Linked DNA regions of Homo sapiens: region 2 is linked to region 1. A link is a contact called in ENCODE Hi-C data. All regions are on one chromosome and are shown on one strand. The core of a region is the stretch at or near the end of the contact, and the rest is flanking DNA. Distances in the headings are between cores, read along the strand shown.

Region 1 (4,373 bases), core at 1,546-4,045:
CTAGCCTGACCAACATGGAGAAACCCCGTCTCTACTTAAAATACAAAATTAGCTGGGCGTGGTGGTGGGCGCCTGTAATCCCAGCTACTCGGGAGGCTAAGGCAGAAGAATTGCTTGAACCTGGGAGGCGGAGGTTGTGGTGAGCCGAGATTGTGCCATTGCACTCCAGCCTGGGCAACAAGAGCAAAACTCTGTCTCAAAAAAAAAAAAAAAAAGAGTCCAGCTGGGCATGATGGTTCATGTCTCAGCAGTTTGGAAGGCTGAGGCAGGAGGATCACTTAAGTCCAGGAGTTCAAGACCAGCCTGGGCAACATAGGGAGACCCTGTCTCTACAAAAAATTTTAAAATTAGCCAGATGTGGTGACATGCACCTCTAGTCCTAGCTACTTGGGAGGCTGAGGTGAGAGGATAGCTTGAGCCCAGAGGTTCAAGGCTGCAGTGAGCTCTGATCACACCACTGTGCTCCAGCCTGGGTGACAGAGCGAGACACTGACTCAAAACAAAAAAAGAGTCTACCGCTTACTGCTTGGTAAACTTCTTATACATCAAAATCCACTTCAGGAGTCTCTCTGAATCTGCTGTGATTTTTTTTTTTTTTTTGAGATAGAGTTTTGCTCTTGTTGCCCAGGCTGGAGTACAGTGGTGTGATCTCGGCTCTCTGCAACCTCTGCCTCCTGGGTTCAAGTGATTCTCCTGACTCAGCCTCCCAAGTAGCTGGGATTACAGGCATTCACCACCATGCCGAGATAATTTTGTATTTTTAATAGAGACGGAGTTTCACTGTGTTGGTCAGGCTGGTCTCAAACCCCTGTCCTTAGGTGATCCACATGTCTTGGGCTCCCAAAGTGCTGGGATTGCAGGCATGAGCCACCACAACACCTCGCCTGAATCTGCTGTGATTCGAAGGACTGCCCCGGGAAAAAAAAGAAAAAAACACTTCAAGTAGACTCCCATGTGGGAGGACCTGAAGACTTCTCAGACTTCCATGGTCCCTGATCTAACACAGCAATAAATCATTCAAACTGAGCACTTTTTACACATTTTTGGACCCTTTCTGAGGACTTTCTGCACAAACCTAGGAGGTAGGTTATCATTATCCCCACTCTGCAGATGCCTCCAAAGCCCTCTACCTACCTCCTTTATCACCTCTTCATCTCTTGGTTCAATGTGTATTTAATGAGCACCTACTGTGTGTCAGGCACTATTCTAGACTTTGGGGATGAAGCAGTGGGCACCTCTTAGATAGTGACATTGAACTGAATGATGAAAAAGAATCTGGCTTGAGAAGGTGTGGCAAAAAAGAGAAGTCCCAACATTACCAGCAATCTTCCTACTTCCACCATTTTGCCCATTCTTTTTCCTCTGCTGGAAATGCCTTTCCCCAGCTAACAAACTCCTACTTATCCTGCAAAGCCCAATTCCAATACCTGCTTCTCCTAGGAATGCTTTCCGGTCTGATCTCCAGGAAGAATCCACAACACCCTTCTCTGGGCTCCCACAATCTACTCCACAGGTGGCCAAAAAATGAATGAGGAGGTCTCAGTAGAAGTCGGCCACACCAGGCTGGAAGCTCTTCAAGGCCAAGACCCAGGCTAAGTCCTCTCTGGGACCCCTCTTCCAAGATGAGCTGTGGGAACACTGCAGCTTTTTTTTTTTTTTTTGAGACGGTGTCTGGCTCTGTCGCCCAGGCTGGAGTGCAGAGGCGCCATCTCAGCTCACTGCAAGCTCCACCTCCCAGGTTCACACCATTTTCCTGCCTCAGTCTCCTGAGTAGCTGGGACTACAGGTGCCCGTCACCTCGCCCGGCTAATTTTTTGTATTTTTAGTAGAGACGCGGTTTCACCGTGTTAGCCAGGATGGTTTCGATCTCCTGACCTCGTGATCCGCCCACCTCAGCCTCCCAAAGTGCTAAGATTACAGGCGTGAGCCACTGTGCCCGGCCCTGCAGCTATTTTTAAAATAAGGAATAAGTGGGGTGTGGTGGCTCATGCCTGTAGTCCCAGCACTTTGGGAGGCAAAGGTGGGAGGATCACTTGAGGCCAGGAGTTTGAGACCAGCCTGGGCGACATAGTAAGACCCCATCTCTAATACATATATATATATATTTGCCAGATGTGGTAGCACACAACTGTAGTCCCAGCTACTCTGGAGAGCAAGGTGGGAGGGAGGGTTGCTTGGGCCCAGAAATTTGAGGCCACATTGAGCTAGGATGGCGCCACTGCACTCCAGCCTGGGCCACAGAGTGAGATTCTGTCTCAAAAAAATAAAAATAAATAAAGCAGAAACAGTAGAAAACGAAGACGAGGCCGGGCGCGGTGGCTCACGCCTGTAATCCCAGTACTTTGGGAGGCCGAGGTGGGAAGATCACGAGGTCAGGAGTTCAAGACCAGCCTGGCCAAGGTGAAACCCATCTCTACTAAAAATAACAAAATTAACCGGGTGCAGTGGTGTGCATCTGTAATCCCAGCTACTGGGGCAGCTGAGCCAGGAGAATGGCTTGAACCCAGAAGGCAGAGGTTGCAGTGACCCAACATCGTGCCACCGCACTCCAGCCTGGGTGACAGAGCAAGACTCCGTCTCAAAAAAAAAAAAAAAAGAAGACGAATTGGTCGGTAAGGGGACTCGAACTGGAGACTCTAAAACTTCTCCAGCCCTGCCCACTCAATTTACTTCATTGGCTCCTCCCTTTCAGGCTCCGTCCCTATCCCCGCCTCACCCTTAATGGCGCCCGCCCAGACTCCTGGAAGTGAGCGGCCTAGCGAGCGAGCTCCCAGGCGCAAAGCACGCCGGAAGCTGTAGTTCCGCCATCGGACGGAAGCCGACCGGGGCGTGCGGAGGGATGTGGCCCGGAATATTGGTAGGGGGGGCCCGGGTGGCGTCATGCAGGTACCCCGCGCTGGGGCCTCGCCTCGCCGCTCACTTTCCAGCGCAGCGGCCGCCGCAGCGGACACTCCAGAACGGCCTGGCCCTGCAGCGGTGCCTGCACGCGACGGCGACCCGGGCTCTCCCGCTCATTCCCATCGTGGTGGAGCAGACGGTACGGCGGCCGGGCGGGGACACGGTTCGGGGGCTCCGGGCTGGGTGGGGATCGGCTGGCTGCCCCGGCCCCTCACCTCCATCTTTCTACCCCCAGGGTCGCGGCGAGCGCGCCTATGACATCTACTCGCGGCTGCTGCGGGAGCGCATCGTGTGCGTCATGGGCCCGGTGAGCGCCCCGCGCCGGGACCCTCCCCAGGACTCTCCCAAGCGCCTGCCGACACTCCCTGCGCCCCTCCTTCCCTGGCCCCAGACTTTCCCTCAGGCTCCGCTCCCCTTCTAACCCCCTTCCCTCCCCTTCTGACTCCCCTCCTGGCTCCCGGTCCCCCAACCCGCTCCTCACCCCTTCTCTGCTCCTCGGCTCTTAATCTCCGACTTCCTTCCTGACACCTGGCACCGCTCCCCTCATTCCTACGCTCAAGACTCTCCCCAGCCATTCTCACCCCTTCCTTTCCTGTGTCCCTAGCCCCCTGACTCCCCCCTTCCTGTGCTCCAAACCCCCTGGGTCCTCTCCACTACTCTCTCCCCATCCCCTTCTGGGGCCTAAATTCTTCCCCATCCCTTTTACTTTGGGCTCTGGTCCCCCTTCCTGGTTCCCTGACCCATCCCCAGCCTCCCTTAAAACTCTCTCCCCACCCCGAATCTGGGGACACCCCTGCCCTCTCCACCTGCAGATCGATGACAGCGTTGCCAGCCTTGTTATCGCACAGCTCCTCTTCCTGCAATCCGAGAGCAACAAGAAGCCCATCCACATGTACATCAACAGCCCTGGTGAGCAGGGTCTTTCCTGGGTGCCAGGGGCACTCGTCAGGGCACACGGGTGACTCAGGGGACCAGAATCCCGGGTCAGGGATGTTCTCTCTCTGGGAAAGGGTGCAGAGCGTCAGAGTTCCAGAAGTGGCTTTAAACCACCAAAAGGTGCCTGTTGCTGGCTTTTGAGCCTCGGTTCACAAGTCAGGATGTGGCCTCTTTGATCCTGCACATACTGTTCTGCCAACCTGACCCGGCTGACATTTAAAAATTGGTAGATTTTAGGCCGGGCACAGTGGCTCACACCGGTAATCCCAACACTTTGGGAGGCTGAGGCGGGCGGATTGCTCGAGCTCAGGAGTTCAAGACCAGCCTGGGTAACGTAGTGAGACCCCATCTCTACAAAAAAAGTACAAAGATTAGCCGGGCAATGTGGCGTGTGCCTGTAGTCCCAGCAACTCGGAAGGCTGAGGGAGAAGGATCACTTGAGCCCAGGAGGTCGAGGCTGTAGTGAGCCCATCTCAAAAATAATCATAATTGGTAGATTTTTTCCCCCTCCCCAAAAAAAGTAGTCAATTTTGATTGAG
Region 2 (4,373 bases), core at 596-3,095, 1.5 Mb after region 1:
TCTTATGTGCACTCCTGTCATTGTCTAACACCGTCCATTAGGGCCAGACATAGTGGCTCATGCTTGTAATCCCAGCGCTTTGGGAGGCTCAGGTGGGAGGATCGCTTGAGCTCAAGAGCTTGAGACCAAACTGGGCAACATAGTGAGATCTCATCTCTACAAAAACATACAAAAAAAAGTTGGCCAGGTGTGCTGATGTGTGCCTGAGGTCCCAGCTACTAGGCAAGCAGAGGCAGGAGGATTGCTTGAGCCCAGGACCCAGGAGGTTGAGGCTGCAGTGAGCTGTGATCACACCACTCCACTCCAGCCTGAGCAACAGAACAAGACCCTGTTTTTCTTTCTTTTTTTTTTTTTTGAGACGGAGTCTGGCTCTGTCACCCAGGCTGGAGTGCAGTGGCGCAATCTTGGCTCACTGCAACCTCCGCCTCCTGGGTTCAAGCAATTCTCTGCCTCAGCCTCCCAAGTAGCTGGAATTACAGGCGCCTGCCACCATGCCCGGCTAATTTTCGTATTTCTAGTAGACACGGGGTTTCACCATCTTGGCCAGGCTGGTCCTCTCCTGACTTCGTGATCCATCCGCCTCGGCCTCCCAAAGTGCTGGGATTACAGGCGTGAACCACCATGCCCGTAACCTTTTATTTCATGTGACCAAGTAACACCCGTGTGCCAGAATCAAGGATGAGTCTCATGTTCTCAGAGCAGAGGCACAGAAGGCTGCCTGGAAGACGGAAAGGTAAAGACCTCAGCTATAACTCTACACTTGTGTGTGCTCCACCCACAAATCGTCACCAGAGGAGTTCCGACAAGCCGGTAACTCTCATCCCAAAGTGTTCCCTCGTTGGACCAGAAGCTGGAAGGGCACTTGGCAGAGTCTGCCTGGCCCTGGCCACCTCCCGGGTGTCCGCAAAATCAGAACTTCCTTCTCGCATCTAAGAGCAGAGGGAAGCCGCTCTTGGGGGGATCCCTGGGTTCCAGATGGGACATTTCCCCAGCACCCGTCGGACCACTTAAAGGAGTGGTTTAGGCTGCCGGGGGCCCAAGCACTGGCACCTAACCCCAGCGCCCCTCCTCAGATAGGAATTCTCCACGTCCAGGCGCTGGGCTCACGTTCCGGGTGCGAGAGAGATAAGGGGGGTGTCTTGAGGTTCTATGTGGGTCTGGCCAACAACTCTGGCCTTGACCTTGGCCCCGTCGCCGAGGGCAGGGGTCACACCGCTGGGTTCCCATGGCCGTCCCCTCCCCCCTGGCTTCGGCCAACTCTGAGCCTGCTGGGGCTGGCAAGAAGGGAAAGGGCTCTCGACGGAGCCTAATTACGGTGAGGAGGCGGCACCCCGCTGCCAGCAGGAGGCTAGGAGGTAATTAAGCACAAGAGGAATCCTAATAAAGCACCATCAGTGAGGAAGGCATTCCGAAGGGACGCCCAAGCCGACCGTGAAAAGCGAGGAGGCTGAGGCTGCACCGCCGTGGAGACCAGGGATCGACTGCCGCTTTGGGAACGAGGTTCCAGGAATGCGCATGCGCAAAAGCCACGCGGGCGAACACGGCTTCGCCTCGCTAAGCATGCGCGCCGTTTTCCCCGCCCACCGTCCTCAGAAGAATGGTGTTTCCTCGCAGCGCCTCTCTCAGGAGCGATCGGGAATTGGCGCATGCGCACTACGGTGGTGGTGGCGACGAAGGCGGGGGTTGCACGTTGCCTGCCTCGAGCTCTAGGTGGCGTCATCCTTCGGGCTGAGCCGAAGCACGCACGCGCGGAGGTTCGCACGCGGAGAAGGGCGGGTGCGCGCCGCGGGCATGCGCGGTGCGGGGCGAGACGGCGGCTCGACGGGGTCATCCGGGCGCAGGCGCAGTGCGGTGTTTGTCTGCCGGACTGACGGGCGGCCGGGCGGTGCGCGGCGGCGGTGGCGGCGGGGAAGATGGCGGCGTCCTCCCTGGAACAGAAGCTGTCCCGCCTGGAAGCAAAGCTGAAGCAGGAGAACCGGGAGGCCCGGCGGAGGATCGACCTCAACCTGGATATCAGCCCCCAGCGGCCCAGGCCCAGTAAGCACGGCGGCGTGGGGGAGGGGGCGGGCGGGCGGGGCGGGGCGCGCGCCGCGGGAGGCCCCGCCCCCACCACAAGGCCCCGCCCCCGCTTCCGGGGCGCTCGCTCTCCTCTCCGCCCCCCCCGCTGCGGGCTCGCGGGGCGAGGGTCACGGTGACCCGGGGGGCGTGGAGCCGGCGAGCTCCGGGGGGTTCGCACCCTCAGGGCTTGGGAGCCCAGTTCCCGGACCCAGGCGAGGCCCCCAGCTGATGACCCGCCCCCATCGCCGTGATCCTCTGGGTCGGGCTTCCCCGACTCCACGCGACAGTGACCACATCCAGGTCGCCCCGAAAACACAGACACGTCCCTGTTGACCTGATGCTACCACTCTCGTCATCTCAGGGACTGTCTGGCGCCCCCCTCCCCCGGCCTGGGGGCTTGTCAGCCCCGTGCAGCGACGATCTACGCACACGCGCACGCCTGGCTCGGGGACACCTGAGGTTACTTGACCACATAGAGCCCCTCCCCATCTCTTCTGACCCGAGGATTCTCCCTCTCGCTCTCCCTGTGACCGTGTCTGAGGTGGGGGGACGGGAGGGGGTCCCTTCTCCCCCTCTTGGCGACAGTGACCATGGCATTGGGCTCAGCAGACCCCCTCCCACATACACCAGGCCCCGCAAATCCCTGTGACCAGTTTCACTGCCACCATCTTGGTGAGCGTGTGGTGTCTGACCTCCAGAAATGCACATCGACCCCCAGCCAGCCCGGTGACTTTGTCACCTGTGTTCAAGTGATGGCTCCCCTTCCCTTCACACCCACACCCACCTGACCTGGGGACACCTGGGGCCAGTGTGACTCTAGGCCTGCTCCCGCCGCGCCCCAGCATACATCCACCTGCTTTCTGATCAGTCCCACCACCTCGGTACCTACCTCCCTGACACCTTGTCATCCTAGATCAGTACCTCTCGCTTCACACACACCTGGCCTGGGAACACTGACCATATCTAGTCTCCCGGCTTTTTCCCCAAGATCCTGGTCTCTAAATCCTCTGGGCTGGAGGAAATTAGATTTTCAAACCCTGTGAACACCACCCCTGACCCATGATCCTTTTTGTGTCTTTCTTGACCCAGTAAAATTCTCTCTTGTCTCCTCTGATGTGACCTTCGTAGTTTATTTAGTTCTCTCTATGGAGTCATTATGGCAGGCGAGAAAGGTACCCCCGTATCTGGGCACCCCACCCATTCCCTGGTCACCCAGCCTGACCTTCACAGCCTGACACCCTCCTGTCCCTCCCTCTCCTGACCTGAGTCAGCGTGGGTTCCTCCTTGGGGAGTCTCTTGGGGGTCCAGAGAAATCATGGAGGTGGGGATTCTGGTGCAGGACACTGCCTGAGACAAGAAGCCCAGCCAAGACACGGGTCCCTGCTAGCCCCTGGGGGCCGCCCTCCCTGGCCCCTGAGTGGATGAGACAGGGTTGAGTCCAGGATCCCGGGTGCCTTCAGGGGTGGCCGTTCCCATGCAGAGCTAGGAGGCCGGTGGCAGGCAGGCCCCCGAGGAGTCCCCTCCAGGCGTCTCTGTCTGTGTCAACTCCATCCCATCCTCCCCGCCCTCCCCATCTCTGTCGGTTCCTAGCCATCTCTGCAGTTCGGTGCCTCCCCCTCCTCCTCGTTTATGATTTGATTTCTTTTCTTTTGGACGAATCAGTCGTTTCTGTTGTGATTTATCGTGGTGTTGTTTTTTTCTTCCTTTTCCCCATCCAGTTATTGTGATCACTCTAAGCCCTGCTCCTGCCCCGTCCCAACGAGCAGGTACCAGCCTTTTTATCATCGCTGCTTGGACATCTGCACCATTGACCTAACCGCTGCCCCGGCCGCAGAATGGCGTCCCCCAGCCCCCATGCTCTGTGTGTGTCCCCATGTCCCTTCCCCTCACTCTCACTTTCTCTCTCACTCCACTCAAGCAGCGGTCAGCCCAGCCCAGCCTCCTCTGCGTCCTCCCTCCTCCTCCCCCTCCCTTACTCCCAGCTCCACTTTGGACTCCCTGGAGGAGGAGGTGGGCTCCCCCACTGAATGGGAGTCTGTGGCCTCCGGGGGTGGGGGGGGTGCACGCCTGTGTGTGTGTAACTGAGAGAACGAGAAAGTTGGGCCTGGTGGGTGGGTGGCCTGTGCCTATGGATCTCTCTCAACAACTAGGTGAACACATAGCACCCCCCGGGTTCCATACCAGCCCTGGGCGCCAGGGACACAGCAGTGAATAGAACAGATGGAGCCCCTCTCCTCTGTAGCGGGGGGCTGCAATAGGGGGGCCCACTGGACAAGGAGCACATTCCCACCAGAGAGAACATTCTAGCTGGGTGA

What was found. A loop is a pair of places that touch in the nucleus more often than their neighbours do. Pooled maps may share reads with other maps.
Region 2: a map of transverse colon shows a loop between it and region 1 (16-fold over the local background). The contact joins the promoter of MAP2K7 here to the promoter of CLPP in region 1. A Hi-C loop is called at or near these places in 1 of 168 maps with a recorded cell type or tissue (transverse colon) and 9 of 50 pooled maps.

What each region holds. Positions count from the first base shown.
Region 1 is chr19:6,358,736-6,363,108 of GRCh38, forward strand. It overlaps CLPP (caseinolytic mitochondrial matrix peptidase proteolytic subunit), which reads left to right and starts at 2,796. Exons shown (of 6, transcript NM_006012.4): 1 at 2,796-3,037; 2 at 3,134-3,205; 3 at 3,711-3,807. The coding sequence starts at 2,840. It also overlaps a transcript of ACER1 not described here. RefSeq lists a silencer at 3,043-3,272 and an enhancer at 3,471-4,373.
Region 2 is chr19:7,902,032-7,906,404 of GRCh38, forward strand. It overlaps MAP2K7 (mitogen-activated protein kinase kinase 7), which reads left to right and starts at 1,846. Exons shown (of 11, transcript NM_145185.4): 1 at 1,846-2,037. The coding sequence starts at 1,914. It overlaps LOC124904630 (a long non-coding RNA gene), which reads right to left and starts at 1,483. Exons shown (of 2, transcript XR_007067121.1): 1 at 1,390-1,483; 2 at 1-718. RefSeq lists enhancers at 1,123-1,700, 2,349-2,888 and a silencer at 2,058-2,407.